Regions from separate parts of the Homo sapiens genome. Here regions 2 and 3 are each linked to region 1. A link is a loop called in an ENCODE intact Hi-C map of the cell type or tissue named here. Cell type or tissue: heart left ventricle. All regions are shown on one strand. Each heading gives the region's core, and the rest is flanking DNA. Links, peaks and the distances in the headings are about the cores only.

Region 1 (7,284 bases), core at 1,853-5,852:
AGGCATGCACCACCACGTCTAGCTAATTTTTTTGTATTTTTAGTAGCTAATTACAGGCACACTCCACCATGTCCAGCTAATTTTTTTGTATTTTTAGTAGAGACGGGGTTTCACCACGTTGGCCAGGATGGCCTCAATCTCTTGACCTTGTGATCCAACCGCCTCAGCCTCCCAAAGTGCCAGGATTACAGGTGTGAGCCACCGCGCCCAGCCAATTTTTTTGTATTTTTAGTAGAGATGGGGTTTCTCCATGTTGGCCAGGCTGGTTTCAAACTCCTGACCTCAGGTGATCCACACACCTCGGCCTCCCAAAGTGCTGGGATTACAAGCGTAAGCCACCGTGCCTGGCCTGCAGTGTCATCTTTAACAGCTTTATTGATATAATTCACATACCATACAATTATACATTTCACCCTGCAATGTAATTTTAATGTATTGCATGTTTTAAAATTTTTTAATCAAAATGGTATAGTCTACATAAAGGATCATAAAACAAGTCTTAGTACATATCAAACTTTTGAAACTTACAGAGCATATTATCTGGTGAAAAAGGAATTAAAATAGAAATCACCAACAATACGATATCCAGGATCCCCCAAATATATTTAGAAGTTAAACAACATACTTCTGAATAACCCACGCATCAAAGAAGTCATCACAAAGGAAGTTAGAAAATTTTCAAACTAAATGACTATAAAAAATCAACATATTAAACTGTGTAGGATGCAGTTAAAGAAGTACTTAGAGGGAAAATGGTTGCTTTAAATTTTTATATGAGAAAAGAAGGCTGGGCACAGCGGCTCACACCTGTAATCCCTGCACTTTGGGAAGCCAAGGCAAGCAGATTGCTTCAGCTCAGGAGTTCAAGACCAGCCCAGGCAACATGGTGAAACCCCATCTCTACAAAAAATACAAAAATCAGCCAGGAGTGGTGGTGTGTGCCTGTAATCCCAGCTACTCAGGAGGCTGAGGTGAGAGGATTGCTTGAGCCTAAGGAGGCCAAGGCTGCAGTGAGCCAAGATTGTGCCACTGCACTCCAGCCTAGGCCTAAGTTTCCACCTAAGAAGCTAGGAAAACAAGAGTAAGTATAAGGAAGATTGTAAAGATAACAGTAGAAATCCATGAAATTGAAAACTGTAGAAATAATCCCTTGGCCGGGCACTGTGGCTCATGCCTGTAATCCCAGCACTCTGGGAGGCCGAGGCGGGCGGATCACTTGAGATCAGGAGTTCGAGACCAGCCTGGCCACCATGGTGAAACCCCGTCTCTATTAAAAATAAAAAAATTAGCTGGGCACAGTGGTGCACGTCTGTAATCCCAGCCACACAGGAGGTTGAGGCAGGAGACTCGCTTGAACCCGCTTGAACCCTGGAGGTGGAGGTTGCACCACTGAGCCAGGATCACACCGCTGCACTCCAGCCTGAGTGACAGAGCGAGACTCCACGTCAAAATCAAAAAAAAGAGAAAAAAAGAACGCCTCCTCCCCATCCCAAAAAAGCTGGTCTTTATTTTTATTTTTATTTGTGTATTTATTTATTTTTGACACGGAGTCTCGCTCTGTCGCCCAGGCTGGAGTGCAGTGGCACGATCTCGGCTCACTGCGAGCTCCGCCTCCCGGGTTCACGCCATTCTCCTGCCTCAGCCTCCCGGGTAGCTGGGACTGCAGACACGCGCCACGCCACGGCACGCAGGCCCTGCACGGCCTCGTCTCCACCTCCCCCTGTCCTCTCGTCCTGCTCCTTCCCCTTTGCCGCTCTACTCTGACCATCCGGACCTGCTTTCCCTCCCTCGAGCCCCTAAGACGGTCTCCACCTCGGCCTCTGCCTGAGCTCTCTCTACCTGAGATGCCTCTGCCAGCAAACCAACCCTCGCTGGCCCCTTCCTCGGTCACGAGGGCCCCCAGCCCACAGGCCCTGTCACTGCCCAACCTTGGACACACCATTTGCTCGTTTCCAGAGGCAGCACAACTCCAGAGCCACAGCAGGGATGGGTGCCGAGGAGGGAGAGAGGAGGAAAGGCCCCAACCTCCCTCGACCAAAGCTGCTCCTTCACCAAAACCAGCCGAAGTGCAGGACCCCAGGGGCTCCCACGGCTAAAGAGACAGAGGGGACAAGGGCCTGGAAGGTGTTCCCCCAACCCCATCCCTCCTCACATCCGGGTCACCAGGTCCAGGCCACACCAGACAGCCACTAAAGGCAGACAGCCAGAGACTTGGTTCCAGCCCGGACTCGGCCCCACCTGCCTCCGTTTCCCCATTTTACGTGGGGTGGAACCAAAAGCTAACACAGGGAAGACAGGATGGGAAGCCGGCCAAGCCGACAGCATGTTGCTGGGAGGACGCTGAGGGCCGGCAGCCTCGCCAGAACGAGCTGGGGCCCCTCCAGCCACCAGTCCCCTTCTGATCTGATCGCACCAGATTCTATCAACTCTGTCTTCAGCTCAGAGCTTGTCGCAACTGCCAAGCAAAGAGCTTGCAAATGAGATGCAAATGAATTCAACACACATGCAGATGAGCCCTGATTTTAATCCTGCCTGCTCGACAGAAGAGACTAAATCACAACAGTGAAAAAAAGGGAGGCTGGACCGGATGAGAGGCCGGAGGCCGGCCCTACGTCCACCCGCCCAGCTGCCGGCTGCAGGCGAGGGACGTCACTGCCCGGCCTGGGTGTCCTGGGTGGGAGGTGACTCCGTTGGTGCTCCCGAGACCCTTGTTCTCACCGTAATTAGGAACTCAGCCAGTGTTTATTTGGGGCCAGGCCCTGCTCAGGTGCTGGGAAAACGGGAGAGGACAAAACACACAAGTTCCTCGTCCTCCCTTTCCCTTGGAGACAGGCAGGCAGATAAGTGAAACTTACGTGAGTGCAGAGGGCACGTCGCGCTATGGAGGAAACGTGGGCGAAGGGGGTGTTGGAGGCCGAAAGAGTGAGGGCCGTGATCAACTCAGTATACCACTGGGGGGCTATATGAGTAGACAGCAAACTGTTCTCGTAAATGCAGAATGTTGGCAAACTGACAAACTGCGTCTGCCGTGCAGAAGGGCTGCTGAGGGCCATCACCACCCAGGCACAAATGTTTCCTACGATTAGGCATAATTGAAGCCCGTCAGTAACAATATGAACCTGTGATCAATTAAGCAGCTGCTCAATCGTTACCTCCTCCTCTCTGCTCTTGTTACCCAATAAATACTAAGGGCTGTAGAAGCTCAGGAAGCTGCCTTTGCTCACTAGGAGCAGGGAGCCCTTTTCTTCTTCTTTTTCTCTTTTTTTTTTTTTGGGGGGGGGGGGGATGGAGTTTCACCCTTGTCGCCCAGGCTGGAGTGCAGTGGCGCCATCTCAGCTCACTGCAACCTCTGTCTCCCAGGTTCAAGTGATCCTCCTGCCTCAGCCTCTCGCGTAGCTGGGATTACAGGCGTGCGCAACCACGCCCGGCTAATTTTTGTATTTTTAGTAGAGACGGGGTTTCTCCATGTTGGCCAGGCTGGTCTCGATCTCCTGACCTCGTGATCCGCCTGCCTCGGCCTCCCAAAGTGCTGGGATTACAGGCGTGAGCCACCGTGCCCGGCTAATTTTGTATTTTTAGTAGAGACGGGGGTTTCTCCATGTTGGCCAGGCTGGTCTCGATCTCCTGACCTTGTGATCCGCCTGCCTCGGCCTCCCAAAGTGCTGGGATGACAGGCGTGAGCCACCATGCCCGGCCCCTTCTTCTCTCTTTCCTTCTCTCTTCTTCTTCCCCACGTTGCCCTTCCTTTAAAATAGTTACTTTTAAGTTTTTATTTCTATTTAAAAGTTTCCTTTGTTTCTTGTTATCATTTTCTACGTTTGTCCCTTCGTTCAGTCTTATAATGACGGTCTCAGGCAGTAACTGTGGCGGTCAGCCACAGGGTGGTTGGTGGTGTGAGCGTCTGCGATGTGAACTGGGAGGTCGGGAGCCTCGCGGAGAAGGTCACGCTCCAGCAGAGACCAGAGGAGAAGCCGAACTCGGGAGGCGGGCGAGGCATTCCAGGCTGACAGGAACTGCACGCACAGAGGCCCTGGGGCAGGACCTGCCTGGTGTGTAGGAGAAACAGCGACGAGGCCCGTGCAGCTGGAGCAGCGTGAGCAAGGAGAAGAGGAGCCGGGAGGAAGCCGATGCGGCGGGTCCTGCACGGCCTGTGGACTGTGGGGACACGGGTGACGTGTGAGCAGGGACGCGTCCCAATCAGAGCTCACAAGCGCCCTCTGGTGACATCTGGGAGAGCAAAACGTGGGCGGTGCCGGGAGAGGGCGTCACATGCTGGGAAGGATGATGAGGATGGATGACAGGAAGGATGATAGGGGAGGATGATGGGAAGGATGATGGGGAAGGATGATGGTAAGGATGATGGAGAAGGATGATGGGGAAGGATGATGGGGAAGGATGATGGGGAAGGATGATGGAGAACGATGATGGAGAACGATGATGGAGAAGGAATGTGGGAAGGTGATGGGGAAGGATGATGGGAAGGATGATGGGGAAGGATGATGGTAAGGATGATGGAGAAGGATGATGGAGAAGGATGATGGAGAACGATGATGGAGAACGATGATGGAGAAGGAATGTGGGAAGGATGATGGGAAGGATGATGGAGAACGATGATGGAGAACGATGATGGAAAACGATGATGGAGAATGATGATGCAGAAGGAATGTAGGAAGGATGATGGGGAAGGATGATGGAAAGGATGATGGGAAGGATGATGGAGAACGATGATGGAAAACGATGATGGAGAACGATGATGGAGAAGGAATGTGGGAAGGATGATGGGGAAGGATGATGGGAAGGATGATGGAGAAGGAATGTGGGAAGGATGATGGGGAAGGATGATGGAGAACGATGATGGAAAACGATGACGGAGAATGATGATGGAGAAGGAATGTGGGAAGGATGATGGGGAAGGATGATGGAAAGGATGATGGGAAGGATGATGGAGAACGATGATGGAGAACGATGATGGAGAAGGAATGTGGGAAGGATGATGGGGAAGGATGATGGGAAGGATGATGGGAAGGATGATGGAGAAGGAATGTGGGAAGGATGATGGGGAAGGATGATGAGAAGGATGATGGGGAAGGATGATGGGAAGGATGATGGGAAGGATGATGGGAAAAGATGATGGGAAAGTATGATGGGAAGGATGATGGGAAGGATGATGGAGAACGATGATGGAGAAGGATGATGGAGAAGGATGATGGGAAGGATGATGGAGAACGATGATGGAGAAGGAATGTGGGAAGGATGATGGGGAAGGATGATGGGAAGGATGATGGAGAAGGATGATGGGGAAGGATGATGGGGAAGGATGATGGGAAGGATGATGGGGAAGGATGATGGGAAGGATGATGGGAAGGATGATGGGGAAGGATGATGGGGAAGGATGATGGAGGATGATGGAGAAGGATGATGGGAAGGATGGTGGGAAGGATGATGGAGAAGGATGATGGGAAGGACAATGGGAGGATGACCGAGAAGGATGATTGGAGGATGATGGGAAAGGATAATGGGAAGGATGATGGCAACCAAGACCAACTCATCTTCACCAAGCTCATGGTGTAGCCAGAAAGTTGATCACCCACAGCAGCACTGCCCACCAGAAACAGACTGAGAACCTCCTACTTTTTTTTTTTTTTTTTTTTTGAGACAATATGTTGCTCTATCACCCAGGCTGGAGAGTGCAGTGGTGCAATCATAGCTCACTGGAGCCTCCAACTTCTGGGCTGAAGTGATCTTCCCACTTCAGCCTCTGGAGTAGCTAGGACTATAGGCATGTGTCACCATCCCTGGCTAATTTCTTTTTTGTGTGTGGAGATGGGATCTTGCTATGTTGCCCAGGCTGGTCTTTAACTCCTGGCCTCAAGCAATCCCCCTGCCTTAGTCTCCCAAAGCACTGGGTTTACAGGCATGAACCACCATGCTCGGCCATTTTTAAATTTTCTAGTAGTTGTATCAAAAAAAGAGAAACACGTGAAATTAATTTTAATAATACATTTTATTAACCCCCATATCCAAAATAATATCATTTCTGCATATGAACATTACAGGTGAGATATTTCACATTCTTCTTTTAATGCTGTCCTCCCAGCCTGGCATGTTTTGCACTCTCTGCCTCAGTGTGGAGCGTCCACAGTTCCAGTGCTCCAGCGTCACCTGTGACCTGTGGACGCTGTGTCGGGCAGCACAGGTCTAGAGAGTAGAGCCTAGGACTGATCCCTTGGGCCAATGGTGCTCAGCCATGGGTGTTGCTGCCCCCAGGGGACACTTGGCTATGTCTGGAGACATTCTTGGCTGCCAGGACCAGGAGTGCTGATGACATCTAGTGACTGGAGAACTACAACGCTGTTCCTCCCAAGAGAAGACCCTCAAATGTCAATGGTGTCAAGATGGGGAAATGCTGCCTTAGTGGATGGGCACTTATTAATCGCCTACTGCATACAGGGTGAGATCGGCAGGGCGTCCTTGGCATACAGCAGATTACTCATGCAGAACGGCTCTGCTGCCAGCTCTGTGCTCACAGGCGCCACCCCACGAGCTGTTCCATGCCTATCACCATGGACAGAGGCGGAGGTCACAAAGCCAGCAGGAGTGTGGACCTAGGACTCAAGTCCAGAATGTTCTTGGCCCTGCACTGTCCTGCCCACCTACACCTGCCAGTCTGAATGTCACCCACCCTGGCCGCCATCATACGAGCACCCCAGCCCCGCCCCTCGACGGGCACCGAGGCTATTCCCACTTCACCTCCTTTACAATTTCCTGCAGTGAACTTCCCAGGCAGACCTCCTGCGCCCATGAACCAGGGTTTCTGGATTAGACACTGTGTGGTCCCTGATGAATCACTGCACCACTGTGCATGTGTTTCCTCCTCTGAAAAACGGGCATATGTCAGCCTGACTCCACAGGGTCACTCTGAAGACAAGGGCATCTGGCCCCTTATCATTCAAACATCCTCTTCCAGCCTTCCCTCACTCCAGCAAATGGCACCTCCAGACCCATGCTGACTTGGATCCAAACCCCTGGGGCCGCTTCCTGGATCCAAAGCCCACTCAGCAGCTGACTGCTGCTCTCCACCTCACAGCCACGGCCCAGTCCAGGGCCCCATCCCCCCCCAACACCCACCCCCACCTCCTCAGGGATCCCTGGGACGCCTCTCCCAGCCCCAAAAGGCCACTCTATGTCAGCCAGAGCCAGCTCTTCAGACATGACCATGGGAAGCCCTACAGACGCCCATCCTGGCTGCCACTGCGTCTAGCACAGGCTCCTCCCCGACAGACC
Region 2 (7,284 bases), core at 1,676-5,675, 88 kb before region 1:
GACTCAGGCCTGTAATCCCAGCACTTTGGGAGGCCGAGGCGGACGGATCACCTGAGGTCAGGAGTTCGAGACCAGCCTGGCCAACATGGTGAAACCCCGTCTCTACTAAAAATACAAAAATCAGCCGGGCGTGATGGTGCATGCCTGTAATCTCAGCTACTCGAGAGGCTGAGGGAGAAGAATCACTTGAACCCGGGAGGTGGAGGTTGCATTGAGCTGAGAGAGACAGAGAGACGTGCAGGGTTGACAAGGATGGGCTGGCGTGGGGGCAGGCCCCACACCCTCAGCCCTGCACGGGCGCAGCCCTCAGAAGGGAACTGGGCGGCAGGTACCTGCATCACAGATGCTCCGTCCTTGGGCCCAGGATCTTCACCCCCAGTCATCTGTCTTGTGGAGTGTGTCGCTATGAAGAGGTCCCTGAGGCTGGGTCGTTCATAACGAAGAGGGTTCATTTGCTCACGGTTCTGCGGGCCGTACAGGAAATGTGACACCGGCCTCTGGGCCGCTTCTGGGGAGGCCGGGGAGGTTTACCCATCAAGGAAGGTGAAGAGGGAGCTGGTGTGTCACGGGTGAGAGGGAGCAAGAGGGAAGGTGCCGCACTCCTAAATGGCTCTCAGGTGAGCAACAGGCAGGACGGGGGACGGTGCCGCACTCCTAAATGGCTCTCAGGTGAGCAACAGGCAGGACGGGGGATGGTGCCGCACTCCTAAACAGCTCTCAGGTGAGCGAGAGTTAGCAAGGGGGAAGGTGCCGCAATCGTAAACAGCTCTCAGGTGAGCAAGAACTCAACTCACGTGTCACCAAGGGCATGGGCTAAGCCCTGCAGGCGGGATCTACCCCGTGAGCCAGCACCTCCCACCAGGCCTCACACCAACTCTGGGCGTCACATTTCCGCATGAGATTTGGAGGGACACATGTGTCCAAACATGTCACAGAGCACGTAGTCAGTGACGTTCACACATGAATATTCATCCCAGATTTACTCATGGTAATGAAACCCTCAACACGACAGCAGAGTTTGGGTGTGTTCCTAAGAGCGGGTGGTTTGCAGATGTTCACCTCATCCAAAAACATCCTCACAGACCTGCCCAGAATGATGTTTGACCAAACTTCTGGGGATCCTGCGGCCCAGTCGAGTTCACACAAAAAATTCACCAACACACTCGGCATTCCGGGGAAGCTGGGGACGCGTGAGGGGCCACCAGGTGGCTGCAGAGACAGTGTCTGAGCTGTGAGGTCTATTTTCAGCCCAAAGAGTCGGCTTCTGGGGAACAGCCCAAGATGCCCTTGGAGGAGAGGCTGGGACGAGTCCCCCAGTCCCTCTGCAGCCCCAACCCCCAACCCAGCCCTTGACAAGCCCCTCCCCTCCAGACACAGGGCAATGCCCCTCTCCGTCTCTCTGTCTCTCTCTCTCTCCCCTCCCTCTTTCTCTGTCCTCCGTGTGTCTGCCTGTCCTCTGAGTCCACCACTGGCCTCTTGCACGTGCCCTGCCCGTGGCTCCTGCCCTCACGTCTCTGCTCGCTCCCGTATCCCCCATGAGCTGGTTCTGGGAGGCCGCGGTCTGGCTTGTGGGGACCCATCCATTTCTCTCCTGGGGCCTGAGCTGGGGTTGGGGTTCTAGAGCAGCGCAGGCCAAGACCCCACGGTAATGGGAGACAGAGGTGGGTAGAGCGTGGCCTCCAAGACATGATTCTGAACAATGCAGACCCATGGCTGTAACAGATGCAGCCCATGTAGCCTGAGAGTAGGGTCACTGTACAACTACAGATGCCATCAACAAAACTCCGTGTAGCAACATCCTCCCACTCAGTCCTCGAGCAGCCCTGAAGGCACAGCCACCATTGCTCCCTGTCACAGATGGGAACACCAAGACAGCCACCATTGCTCCCTGTCACAGATGGGAACACTGAGGCGAGTCCTCGAGCAGCCCTGAAGGTGCAGCCACCATTGCTCCCTGTCACAGATGGGAACGCGGAGGTGCAGGGACATCGGTGGCTCCCCAGGGCCCGGCTGTGAGCAGCTCTGATGTGGCAGCCCCTTCTCCCCAGCATTGGGGTGCGGTCAAGCCCGCGGACTGGGCAACCGGGCTCTGCTTCCTCCGCGCTTGCCAAGAGCCTCAGAAGGAGGCCGTTCCTCATCTGTGCACACGAGGGCTGGACACAGACACACAGCACACTGCGCCCACGCCATGGCCAGCCTGAGGCAGACATCAGCAGCCGAATGCTGAGGGCCACACTGTTTCCCTCTGAGCCCTGGCAAGGCCTCAGAACCCTTCTCAACCCTTAGCCAAGGCCAAGTGGTCTGAGAGGCCCAGGAGCTTCACTCTGTGGTCCTCAGGGTGCCATTAACCCGACCCCAGGGCCAGCGGCACCTCCAGGCCTGGCCCCCCGGCCCCCGCCCCGGCCCCCGCCCTGGCTGGCTCCCAGCCCACGCTGCTCCACTGCAGGCCCGGCCAGCAGCATCTGTTGCCATGGTACCTGCTGGGGTAGCAAGGCCCCCCCACCCACAGTGGGACATCACCACAGCAGCCGGTGAGATTTAAATGCAGGCAGCGGATTAGATCTGAGCGTTGTGTGGATGTGGAATTTCCCGATGTTGACAACAGCCCCAGGGTTATAAAAGAGAATCCTGGTTTTTAGAAAAGATACGCTGATATGTTTAGGAGGAAGTGGGCATTGCACCTCCAGCATAGTCTTCAATGGTTCTGAAAATGTGTATAAATATGAATATTGTACCATATGTAGATAACAGGTGGCTGTAGATACAGATAGAGGTACAGACACCGAAGATGACACAGCAAATGGGGAAAATCCAGCCCGCTGGTGACTCTGGGTAGAGTCAGGGGGAGTTCCTGCTGTATGACAAGTAATCTTGCCACTTTCCTGTAAGGTCAAAATGATATCAAAACTAAAAGATGTGAAAACAATATTCAAAGCATAGAGTCTTGGGCCAGCCCCCCACCTTACCTCCTACAGAGACCCCAACTCTGCAGGTCTAGATGAGCTCAGACTTTGATTTAATCAGCATCAAGGAGAGTATGATGGGTTGAGTTGTGTCTCCCCCCAAAACACGGTCCATCCCTGGAACCCATGAGTAGGACCTTATTTGGAAATAAGGTCTTTGCAGATGTGATGAGTTCAGATGAGGTCACCCTGGAGTCCGGAGGACCCTCAATCTGATGACCGGCGTCTCTCTAAGATGAGGAGTGGGCTCACAACACTCTCAGGGGCAACGGCCGTGCAAGGACAGAGGCAGAGACTGGACTGAGGCATCTACAGGCCGAGGGCCACCGGCCACCACCACCAGCTGGAGAAGGACACAGACGCAGTCTCCCTCTGAGCCTCTGGAAGAAGCCAGCCCTGCCGACACCTGGATGGCAAAGCTCTGGCCTCCAGAACCGGGAGGACACATCTCTGCTGTGGGAACACCCAGGCCATGTGCCTTTGCTACGGCAGCCCCAGGTGGCAGCTGCTCAGTCCGCGAGGAGGGGCAGCACTGGCCACGTCCAAAAGCTTCCGGAAGAGCGGGCAGGGTCCTGCACAGCTGTTCATTCACCCGCGAGTACGTCAAGCATACATTGGGCACCGACTGTGTGCCACGCCCGTCCCGGCAGAGGCCCTGGGGACCCAGCTGTGAACAAAATCGGCAAAATCCCTGCCCTCCTGGAGGTGGCGTCTTAGTGGGGAAGACAGGCAAGAAACACGATTGGTGAATTGCCGGGAGAACGCGGCAGGGAGGAGATGGTAGAGTCGTGGGGAAGGCAGGAAGGTAGGGAGGTCGGAGAGGCCTTCCCAGGAAGGGGACTTTGGACAAAGACAGAAGTGAAGGAGGTGAGGAAGGGACTGGGAGGTGATCAGGGGAGAGTGCACCAGGAGGAAAAGCCTGGAGGTGGGATGGGGCCAGAGCCTGCAGGGACAGCGGGGAGATACCAATACACAATGGGGTGAGTGGGGCTGGGGAGGAGGGCATCGGCGTGGTCCCCATTCCGTGGGGCCCGTGGCTCTACAGGAACAGCCGTCCCTGAGTTTGGATAGACGTCTATGCAGCCCTGTGCCAGGCAGGCACCTCCCTCTCTGCAGCAGCTCTCTCTGGGCCTGCAGGCTCCTCAGAACACGCATGCCTCGAAGGTCTTCCCTGGCCTTAGGGGTGGAGTGTGTGAGGGTCTCCACGTGAGGGACCACGTGGGCAGGCAGTGCCGGCAGCCCTGCCCCATGTGCTGGTGTAATCTGAGGTTTGCTCTCCCGTCGCCCACCCTCATTATTGTGCAATTAAACACTTGAGGCAGAGGATGACGAGGTTAAAAATAGCCCTTCCTTTCAGCCAGAGAGAGCCCGTGAGTGTGAGTGGGTGTGAGGAGGGCCTGGGGGCCGTGGAGGTGGTGTCTGCAGCTGCCTGTGAAGGTGGGAAGAGGCCCCAGGCCCCCATCCTGTTGATTTCTCAGAAAAACATCTGAGCACCTTGGCCATCACACACATTTATTCCGCTAAAACTTGAACACTTGCTGTGTGTCAAGCACGGTTCTGGGCCTGGGAAGAGGCTGGGAGGTGGTCCTGGCCCCCACAGAGTGCTGAGAAGAAAGCAAAGGAGAGTTGGGGGAGGATGGAGGCAGGGAAGGCCACTGAGGTGAAGGCCGTGAGGGTGTCTAGGAAGAGCACAGCATGAGCAAAGACTCTGAGACCAACGTGCCTGCTGTGCAGATGGAACCAAAAGCAGGCCCATGTGGCTGCAGCAGACTGAGTAAGGGAGAGAAAGGGAGGAGGTGAGAGCAAGGAGGTGGCCAGGCAGGTCATTCAGGGCCTGGTGGGAATGGGAAGGAGTTGGGTTTTTACCGTGACAGAGATGGGAGAGACGGAGGTCAGTGTACAGAGTCAGCAGGTGGCAGGCCTGGTGCTCACAGTCCAGAGACCAGGGATGAGGCAACAGAGCTGGTCTAGGGACAAACAATGGAACAGATGATAAGGAAGGATGGTGGGGGTGTGTGATGATGGGGAAGGATGACGGTGAAGGATGATAGGAAAGGATGGTGGGAAAGGATGATGGAGAAGGATGGTGGGGATAGGTGGTGATGGGGAAGGATGATGGAGAAGGATGATGGGAAGGATGATGGAGAAGGATGGTGGGAAGGATGATGGGGAAGGATGATGGGAAGGTTGATGGGAAGGATGATGGGAAGGATGATGGGAAGGATGATGGGAAGGATGATGGAGAAGGATGATGGGAAGGATGGTGGGGATAGGTGGTGATGGGGAAGGATGATGGAGAAGGATGATGGGAAGGATGATGGAGAAGGATGATGGGAAGGATGATGGAGAAGGATGATGGGAAGGATGATGGAGAAGGATGATGGGAAGGATGATGGAGAAGGATGATGGAGAAGGATGGTGGGGATAGGTGGTGATGGGGAAGGATGATGGGGAAGGATGATGGAGAAGGATGATGGGAAGGATGATGGAGAAGGATGATGGGAAGGTTCATGGGAAGGATGATGGGAAGGATGATGGGAAGGATGACGGGAAGGATGATGGGGAAGGATGATGGGGAAGGATGATGGGGAAGGATGATGGGAAGGTTCATGGGAAGGATGATGGGAAGGATGATGGGAAGGATGACGGGAAGGATGATGGGGAAGGATGATGGGGAAGGATGATGGGAAGGATGATGGGAAGGATGATGGGAAGGGTGATGGAGAAGGGTGATGGGAAGGATGATGGGGAAGGTTGATGGGAAGGATGATGGGAAGGATGATGGGGAAGGATGATGGGAAGGTGATGGAGAAGGATGATGGGAAAGGTGATGGTGAAAGATGACAGGATGGGTGATGGGAAGGATGATAATGAGAAGGATAATGAGAAGGACAATGGGGAAAGATGATGGGGAAGGATGACTGGAAAGACAATGGGAGAGATGGGGAAGGAGGATGGGAAGAATGACAGGGAAGGATGATGGGAGGATGACTGGAGAGGATTTAACAGAAGAGAGGATGGAGAAGGAAGATGGGAAGGATGATGGGGAAGGATGATGGAGAAGGATGATGGGGAAGGATGATGGGAAGGATGATGGAGAAGGATGAAGGGAAGGATGATGGAGAAGGATGATGGGGAAAGATGATGGGAAGGATGATGAGGAAAGATGATGGGAAGGATGATGGGGAAAGATGATGGGAAGGATGATGGGGAAAGATGATGGGAAGGATGATGGAGAAGGATGGGAAGGATGATGGAGAAGGATGATGGGGAAAGATGATGGGAAGGATGATGGGGAAAGATGATGGGAAGGATGATGGGGAAAGATGATGGGAAGGATGATGGAGAAGGATGGGAAGGATGATGGAGAAGGATGATGGGGAAAGATGATGGGAAGGATGATGGGGAAAGATGATGGGAAGGATGATGGGGAAGGATGATTGAGAAGGATGATGGGAAGGATGGGAAGGATGATGGAGAAGGATGACGGAGAAGGATGATGGGGAAAGATAATGGGAAGGATGATGGGGAAAGATGATGGGAAGGATGATGGGGAAGGATGATGGAGAAGGATGATGGGAGGGATGATGGAGAAGGATGATGGGAAGGATGATGGGAAGGATGATGGGGAAAGATGATGGGAAGGATGATGGGGAAAGATGATGGGAAGGATGATGGAGAAGGATGATGGGGAAGGTTGATGGGAAGGATGATGGGAAGGATAATGGGAAAGATGATGGGGAAGGATGATGGGGAAGGATGATGGGAAGGATGATGGAGAAGGATGATGGGGAAGGTTGATGGGAAGGATGATGGGAAGGATAATGGGAAAGATGATGGGGAAGGATGATGGGGAAGGATGATGGGAAGGATGATGGAGAAGGATGATGGGGAAGGTTGATGGGAAGGATGATGGGAAGGATAATGGGAAAGATGATGGGGAAGGATGATGGGGAAGGATGATGGGAAGGATGATGGGAAGGATGATGGGGAAGGATGATGGAGGATGATGGAGAAGGGTGATGGGGAAGGATGATGGGAAGAATTATGGAGAAGGACGATGGGAAGGATGATGGGAAGGATGATGGGGAAGGATGATGGGAAGGATGATGGGGAAGGTTGATGGGAAGGTTGATGGGAAGGATGATGGGAAGGATGATGGGAAGGATAATGGAGGATGATGGAGAAGGGTGATGGAGAAGGACGATGGGAAGGATGAATGGAGAAGGACGATGGGAAGGATGAATAGAGAAGGACGATGGGAAGGATGAATGGAGAAGGATGATGGGAAGGATGAATGGAGAAGGATGATGTGAAGGAT
Region 3 (7,284 bases), core at 1,676-5,675, 100 kb before region 1:
CCCACGCTGCCCCTACGAGGCCGTGGTCTGGCGTGTCCTCACCTGTCTTTCAGGACTTGCCAGTTTATCTTGGGCTCTGCCAGCTCCATGAGCCTCCTCCGCCTCCTCCTCTTCCTTGCTTTGGTCATGGTGGTGCTGGGGAGCTTCTGGCTGATGGACAGCCGGCTTTGGGAGAATTCCACGTTGAAGTTGGAGCTGCTTTCCCGCCCCGATGCGTTTGGGAGCCCAGAGAAGCGTGGGTCTTGCTCAAGCGCCTTTTGTCTGCACTCACCCTGCCCACCCGCCTCTCCTTTCCCTCGAGGGGTCTCTGAGGGAGGACTTTGGCACCACGAAGGCCTGGACCAACCGCAGCTCCACTGCTCGCTGGATGGAAGACCCGTCCAGGTCACCTGTCTCCCCTGGTCCTCAGCTTCCTCCTCTGTGAATTGGAGGTGAGACCAGCTCCCACCTGGCGGGGCTGTTTTGGTGAGTACTAAGGTAGTGTTTACTCATCTCACAGACATCTGTCAAGTGCTTACTGTATGCCAGGCCCCAGAGGGGCAACCACCCTCTAAAGAGAGCGGCTCCTGCCTCCCAGAAAGCTCACAGACTGTGGGAGGGAAACAGGCAGCAGGTGAAGATGCCAAATGCCAGGATATCTGCCCTGTCCTTGCTTGATGCAGCTGCTGGCTCCCACGTTCTCCCCAGAATCCCCTCACACTCCTGCTGTTTTCTCTGCAGGTTGGCAGAGCCCCATGAGGGCAGGGCAGCCACTTTGTTCTTGGGCGGCAAACCTCCCTGGGCGGCACGGAAACCACGGTGAGAAGGGGGCAGGTCGGGCACGTGCAGGGACCACGCTGCAGGGAGGACGGGAGCCGAGTCCCAGAGGTATGTAGAGTGCGCGCCTTGCTGGGGACACTCCAGCAACTGCCCAAAATCAGCGCCCCCAGTGCTGATTGGCCGAAGCGTCAGTTCACCCAGAACGTGTTCCTCCCGACCATTTAAAACCTTTTAGCCACGTGTGGTGCTTAGAATGGTTTCAACTTTTGAGTTGGGAGGCTTTTTTTTTCCCATTTCTTATTCTCTCTGTCTGACTTGAGGCCATCACTCGCTAAACTCTGAACTCTGGGCACCTGAACTCAGTCTGCCTGACTCCAAACTCAGCGCTGTTTACTCCTCCTCCTGCCACCAGATAGGGGAGCGTCTGCTGGTGTCTGCCTCAGGGCCCAGTGAGGGGTGCTGGCCGCCAACCGACCAAGCCCACACCTAGGCTGACTCGGCAGGGCCGGGCCCCTCGGGAGCAGCGAGCCAGGCCGGTGGCCGGTTACGACCCTTTCGCCCGCCCAGGGGGCTGCTGCCCTCCCCCCACTGCCAGGGGCTGAGCCCTACCCCACCGCACCCAGGCAGGCCCGTTCCCCGGTGCCCACCTGATTTCAGGAATGTCCTCTTCCAAGTCCTTGTCCAGGACTCTCTCCAACTCAGAAAGTGCCTCTTTGGGATCCAGGGTCTCCGGGAACTCCTCCCCGGCCACCTCCTCGGGGGGAAGCTCCTCTTCTGGGTCTTCTGGTCCCAGCTCTGCATTGTCCAGGTCCTGGCGTTCGGGGTCTGTGACCCGCCGGCTCTCGTACACAGAGCTCTGGAGGCCACGGGGGTCGCCGTCCTGCTCCCTTTCCGACCTGCCCGCAGCCTCAGAGCTGGGCTGGTTCCCGAGTGACCTTCGCCTGCTGTCCCCCATACACCGGTCCCTTCCCAGCCCCCGCGGCCTCACTCTCCCGGCACCCAAATGTGTCTGTGGTGGCCGCGGCAACAGGAGAGCGTCCGTCACATTCCCCACGGTCCACATTCTAACCCGTGCGCCGTCTCCAATGCTGGTCACCTGGGCTTGCGCTGGGATCAGGACTCAGTCCTGGTGGTCACGGCTCACTCAGGACCTCCCAGGATTGGTTTAGGAAGGAGACCTGACGGGAACCTGCAGGGGCATCTAGCTATGGATTCCCTCTCTCAAAAGGAGACACAAGGAAGAGACCGCGTCTCCTGTTCCTGTCCCTGTGGGGCCCGTCGGTAATGTCCAGAGCCCAGGCAGCCTTCTTGTGACCATGAGGCCTGCCATCTGAGGGCAGATGAACTGAAAGGTGGGCCTTTGATGTGGCTGTCGAGCCTCTGAACTTAGCAGCCTTGGAATCCACTCTGTGTCCAGGCTTCTTGTTACTTGAAACAGTAAGTTTCCTTAGTACTAAGTCGTTTTGGCTTGGTTTCCAATTCCTAGCAGCTAAAACTGCACCCTAGGTGATACAGACGCTTCCAGCCCCAACCTCTCATGAGAAATAACTTCAAAATAGGCTGTTCCAACCCTCACAACAAAATAATGGTTATAACTGGAGTATTCCCCAGGCTGCTGCCTTCAGGAATTCCTCGTACGTCGCCAAAGGAGCTGAATTTCCAGCCTCTCCCCCTCTGTGCCCCACCCAGCCTCTCCCCCTGTGTGCCCCACCCAGCCTCTCCCCCTCTGTGCCCCACCCAGCCTCTCCCCCTCTGTGCCCCCACCCAGCCTCTCCCCCTCCGTGCCCCACCCAGCCTCTCCCCCTCCGTGCCCCACCCAGCCTCTCCCCCCCCGTGCCTCCACCCAGCCTCTCCCCCTCTGTGCCCCCACCCAGCCTCTCCCCCTCTGTGCCCCACCCAGCCTCTCCCCCTCTGTGCCCCACCCAGCCTCTCCCCCGTGTGCCCCACCCAGCCTCTCCCCCCTGTGCCCCACCCAGCCTCTCCCCCTCTGTGCCCCCACCCAGCCTCTCCCCCTCTGTGCCCCACCCAGCCTCTCCCCCTCTGTGCCCCACCCAGCCTCTCCCCCCTGTGCCCCACCCAGCCTCTCCCCCCTGTGCCCCACCCAGCCTCTCCCCCTCTGTGCCCCCACCCAGCCTCTCCCCCTCTGTGCCCCACCCAGCCTCTCCCCCTCTGTGCCCCACCCAGCCTCTCCCCCCTGTGCCCCACCCAGCCTCTCCCCCTCTGTGCCCCACCCAGCCTCTCCCCCTCTGTGCCCCACCCAGCCTCTCCCCCCCCTGTGCCCCACCCAGCCTCTCCCCCTCTGTGCCCCCACCCAGCCTCTCCCCCCTGTGCCCCACCCAGCCTCTCCCCCTCTGTGCCCCACCCAGCCTCTCCCCCTCTGTGCCCCACCCAGCCTCTCCCCCCTGTGCCCCACCCAGCCTCTCCCCCTCTGTGCCCCACCCAGCCTCTCCCCCTCTGTGCCCCCACCCAGCCTCTCCCCCTCTGTGCCCCCACCCAGCCTCTCCCCCTCTGTGCCCCACCCAGCCTCTCCCCCTCTGTGCCCCACCCAGCCTCTCCCCCTCTGTGCCCCACCCAGCCTCTCCCCCTCTGTGCCCCACCCAGCCTCTCCCCCTCTGTGCTGTGTGCCCCCACCCAGCCTTTCACCCTTCTGTGCTTGGTGGTTTTCTACTCATCATTGAAGACTCAAGCCTGTCGGTCCCCCACGCAGGGAGAGTCCCTGACCATCCCTCCCCTTTCTGGGCTCCCAGGCCTAGGACCCCCACCCCTACCCCCACCCAGTGCTAGCCCACCCCGAGGACTGCTCTGTCCCTCACCCCTGCCACCAGCGTGGGGCCGGCCCTCCGGGCATGGTGACCACTCGGCACGCAAGAGACCCAGTTCATCGACACACACAAAGCCCTCTCCAGCTCCCATCCCATCTCCCTGATGCTCTGCTCCCAGACGCAGCCTCACCACCACCTCTGTCAGGAAAGGGGTCTCTCGGAGGACTCCAGGCAGAAGGGCCCCGGGGAGGATCCGGTCCCATCAAGGAGGCCATGGGAAAATCCCCTTTCTTGGCCGGAAGTCTCGTAAACCCTTACCTTGCACTCAATGATTTACTTTTCTCTCTTAAGTTAAACTGGATCAAGATCTGCGGGTGCCTTTCACAAAGAGATGAGTTAGGCATTGTTGCCGCTGGAGGGCCTGTGGCCACTGCAGTGTTTCCAGGAGACCTCGTTCAGAGCAGGGCGCCGCACCCCGAGGCTGCTCCCTAACCCTACTCCAGGGAGGCGCGGTTGGGGGTCTGGCAGCCTCCGGCTCTCAGCACCCAGGCAGCACCCAGGCTGCAGCGCGTTTAGCCCTCATGGCAGCCCGTTGTGGAGAGGAGAGGCAGATGAGCGCTCCAGGGTCATGGGGAAGCTCCCAGGGCCACGCGGCTGGTGGAGCTGCACCCGGCACCTTCTCGGGGGAGTCAGGGCTGGATGTCTCTACGGCAGGAGCCGGAGGAGCTCAGGAGCGCGCGGGGACAGCAGAACTCTGCCCGCACTCGGGGGAGAGTTGGAGGGTCCACGTCTGCTCCAACATCCTGTGGAAAAGCAAGACGTTCACAGCCAAGGAAGTGCATGATTTCTGAATGTTGTGTGATGTTGCTTTGAGCAGAAAATAGAGGGGGACGGGGACCGGGCTGTGGGATGTGTGGGGTTCTGACTGCCCGGACCTGGGGCGTCCGCCTGGCAGAAAATAAACCAGGTCCCTACTGTGTTCCTCTCTGCTGTGGCCGCCTTAACACATATCACAAGCAGAGGCTCCAGCAACACTGAGCGATTACCTGGCCGCCCTGGGCTCAGAAGCCCAACATGGATCTCACTGGACTCAAGCCACGGTGTGGGCAGGGCTGGTTCCTGCAGCCTTCAGAGGAAGGCCCGTCTCCTGCTCATTTGGTGGCCACAGAATTCAGTGCCTTGTGGTCGTAGGACTGAGATCTGCGTTCTTGCTGTGTGTGTCAGCCGGGGGCCCTTCCCAGCGTTGCTGTGTGTGTCAGCTGGGGGCCCCCCAGCACCCAGAGGCCACCGCTCTTCTCAGTCCTGGCCCCTCGCTCCATTTTCAAAGCCAGCAACGGCCAGTCAAGCCCCCTCACATGGATGCTCCACTGGCACTCATCTCTGAGCAGGGCTGGGAAACCCGTTTGGTTATTACGGAAACAGGTGATTGAAGGTCAGCCTGGATAAGCCAGGTGCTCTGACCCTCCACGTCTGCAACCCCAGTCCCACCTGCGAAGTCCATTTTGCCACATAAAATAACATGCTCCCAGTGTCAAACTCAAACGAGCACATAGAGAGGCATTTTTACGTAAGACATTTTGTTTGGGAAAATACATAAAAACAGAATTGAGACCTGGCGCGGTGGCTCATGCCTGTCATCCCAGCACTTTGGGAGGCTGAGGCGAGCGGATCATGACGTCAGGAGATCGAGACCATCCTGGCTAACACGGTGAAACCCCGTCTCTACTAAAAATACAAAAATTAGCCGGGCGTGGTGGCGGGCGCCTGTAGTCCCAGCTACTCGGGAGGCTGAGGCAGGAGAATGGTGTGAATCTGGGAGGTGGAGGTTGCAGTGAGCCGAGATCACGCCACTCTGCACCCCAGCCTGGGCGACAGGGCGAGACTCCGTCTCAAAACAAAAAACAAACAAAAAAAAACCAAAAAAAACAGAATTGCAATTTCGGGCCTGTACACAGACCGGGAGGTCTTCGGTATATCTGCAGCAGGTTGGGGCTTTTACTAGAAGGAACAATGTTGCGAATCATTTCGAAAGAAAGCTCGCAAGAACTGGAAGCTTTGGGAGCTGGTGAGCTGTGACTGGGAGGGAGGTGGGGGCAGAAGGGACCTGGTGAGCTGTGACTGGGAGGGAGGTGGCGGCAGAAGGCGTCTTCATTTAGCTGAGGTCACCTCCACAGCTCCCAGGTCAAATTGGCTTTAGGGTCACGGCAGGCGGTTTCGGGCGCTGGCCTGTGACGCCGTCCTGGGCAGGCGCGTGCATCTGAATGCTTTTTACCTGGTCTCTCGACTGTTGCGTTGGGTAACTCCCATCCATATCACCAGTTTCACACCAGGTTCCAGGGACGAGGATGTGGACACCGTTGGGGATCACTATTCCTTCTGTGACACCTACCTCATACCACACACAACAGCCCTCAGTGGATACGTGAAAGCTGAAACACAACTTCAAAACTTACAGAAAAAAATGAATGTGACCATGCTTTTGCGCTCCATGTAGGGAGTAATTTTTTTAACAAGACATGTAGAGTGCTAATCATACACGACCAATAAGTCGGCCATATTAAACTGAAGCCTCATGTTCAGGACTCCTCAAAAAAGTGGAAACAGAAGCCACGAATGGGAATGCAGCATCTGTCACATCTATAATTGATTAGTACCCACCATGAATAAATAGCTCCTATAAATGAATAAGAAAATAGATGAGTGCTGGCTGGGTGCGGTGACTCACGCCTGTAATCCCAGCACTTTGGGAGGCCAAGGCAGGCGGATCACAACGCCAAGAGATAGAGACCATCCTGGCCAGCATGGTGAACCCCGTCTCTACTAAAAATACAAAAACTTAGCTGGGCGTGGTGGCGGGCGTCTGTAATCTCAGCTACTTAGGAGGCTGAGGCAGGAGAATGACTTGAACCCAGGAGGCGGAGTTTGCAGTGAGCCAAGATCCTGCCACTGCACTGCGGCCTGGGTTACAGAGTGAGACTCCTCTCAAAAAAAAAAAAAAAGAGCAGAACCCTGGTGATGAGCAGATGTAGGACGTGGGGCAGAACCGTGGTGATTGATGAGCAGATGTAGGAGGTGGAGCAGAACCGTGGTGATTGATAAGCAGATGTAGGAGGTGGAGCAGAACCGTGGTGATGAGCAGATGTAGGGGGTGGGGCAGAACCGTGGTGATGAGCAGATGTAGGAGGTGGAGCAGAATCGTGGTGATTGATAAGCAGATGTAGGAGGTGGAGCAGAACCGTGGTGATGAGCAGATGTAGGAGGTGGAGCAGAATCGTGGTGATTGATAAGCAGATGTAGGAGGTGGAGCAGAACCGTGGTGATGAGCAGATGTAGGAGGTGGAGCAGAACCGTGGTGATTGATAAGCAGATGTAGGAGGTGGAGCAGAACCGTGGTGATGAGCAGATGTAGGAGGTGGAGCAGAACCGTGGTGATTGATGAGCAGATGTAGGAGGTGGAGCAGAACCGTGGTGATTGATGAGCAGATGTAGGAGGTGGAGCAGAACCGTGGTGATTGATGAGCAGATGTAGGAGGTGGGGCAGAACCGTGGTGATGAGCAGATGTAGGAGGTGGAGCAGAACCGTGGTGATTGATGAGCAGATGTAGGAGGTGGAGCAGAACCGTGGTGATTGATGAGCAGATGTAGGAGGTGGAGCAGAACCATGGTGATTGATGAGCAGATGTAGGAGGTGGAGCAGAACCGTGGTGATGAGCAGATGTAGGAGGTGGAGCAGAACCGTGGTGATGAGCAGATGTAGGAGGTG

The links. Peaks named below come from ENCODE experiments on the same cell type or tissue, not always from the same donor. Only the 100,000 strongest peaks of a DNase experiment are listed, where the experiment ranks them.
Region 2: a loop joins it to region 1, with 2.4 times the contacts of the local background. A loop is called at or near these places in 35 of 110 quality-filtered maps.
Region 3: it touches region 1 in a loop (10-fold over the local background); 31 of 110 quality-filtered maps call a loop at or near these places.

The regions. Positions count from the first base shown.
Region 1 is chr19:476,140-483,423 of GRCh38, forward strand. It overlaps a transcript of CIMAP1D not described here. Among named protein-coding and RNA genes, the nearest start is that of CIMAP1D, 4.8 kb to the left of the region's middle. In heart left ventricle, for the core only: a CTCF peak has its summit at 4,210 (motif pointing left); a DNase peak (open chromatin) is centred at 4,182; H3K4me3 peaks cover 483 bases; H3K27ac peaks cover 314 bases.
Region 2 is chr19:388,557-395,840 of GRCh38, forward strand. No RefSeq gene overlaps it. Among named protein-coding and RNA genes, the nearest start is that of SPMAP2, 16 kb to the left of the region's middle. RefSeq lists enhancers at 326-891, 892-1,456. In heart left ventricle, for the core only: no CTCF peak of the experiment used is centred there; a DNase peak (open chromatin) is centred at 3,534; H3K27me3 peaks cover 435 bases.
Region 3 is chr19:374,257-381,540 of GRCh38, forward strand. SPMAP2 (sperm microtubule associated protein 2) reads right to left here and starts at 1,770. Exons shown (of 8, transcript NM_016585.5): 1 at 1,407-1,770; 2 at 43-165. The coding sequence starts at 1,714. In heart left ventricle, for the core only: no CTCF peak of the experiment used is centred there; DNase peaks (open chromatin) are centred at 1,705 and 4,125; H3K27me3 peaks cover 566 bases.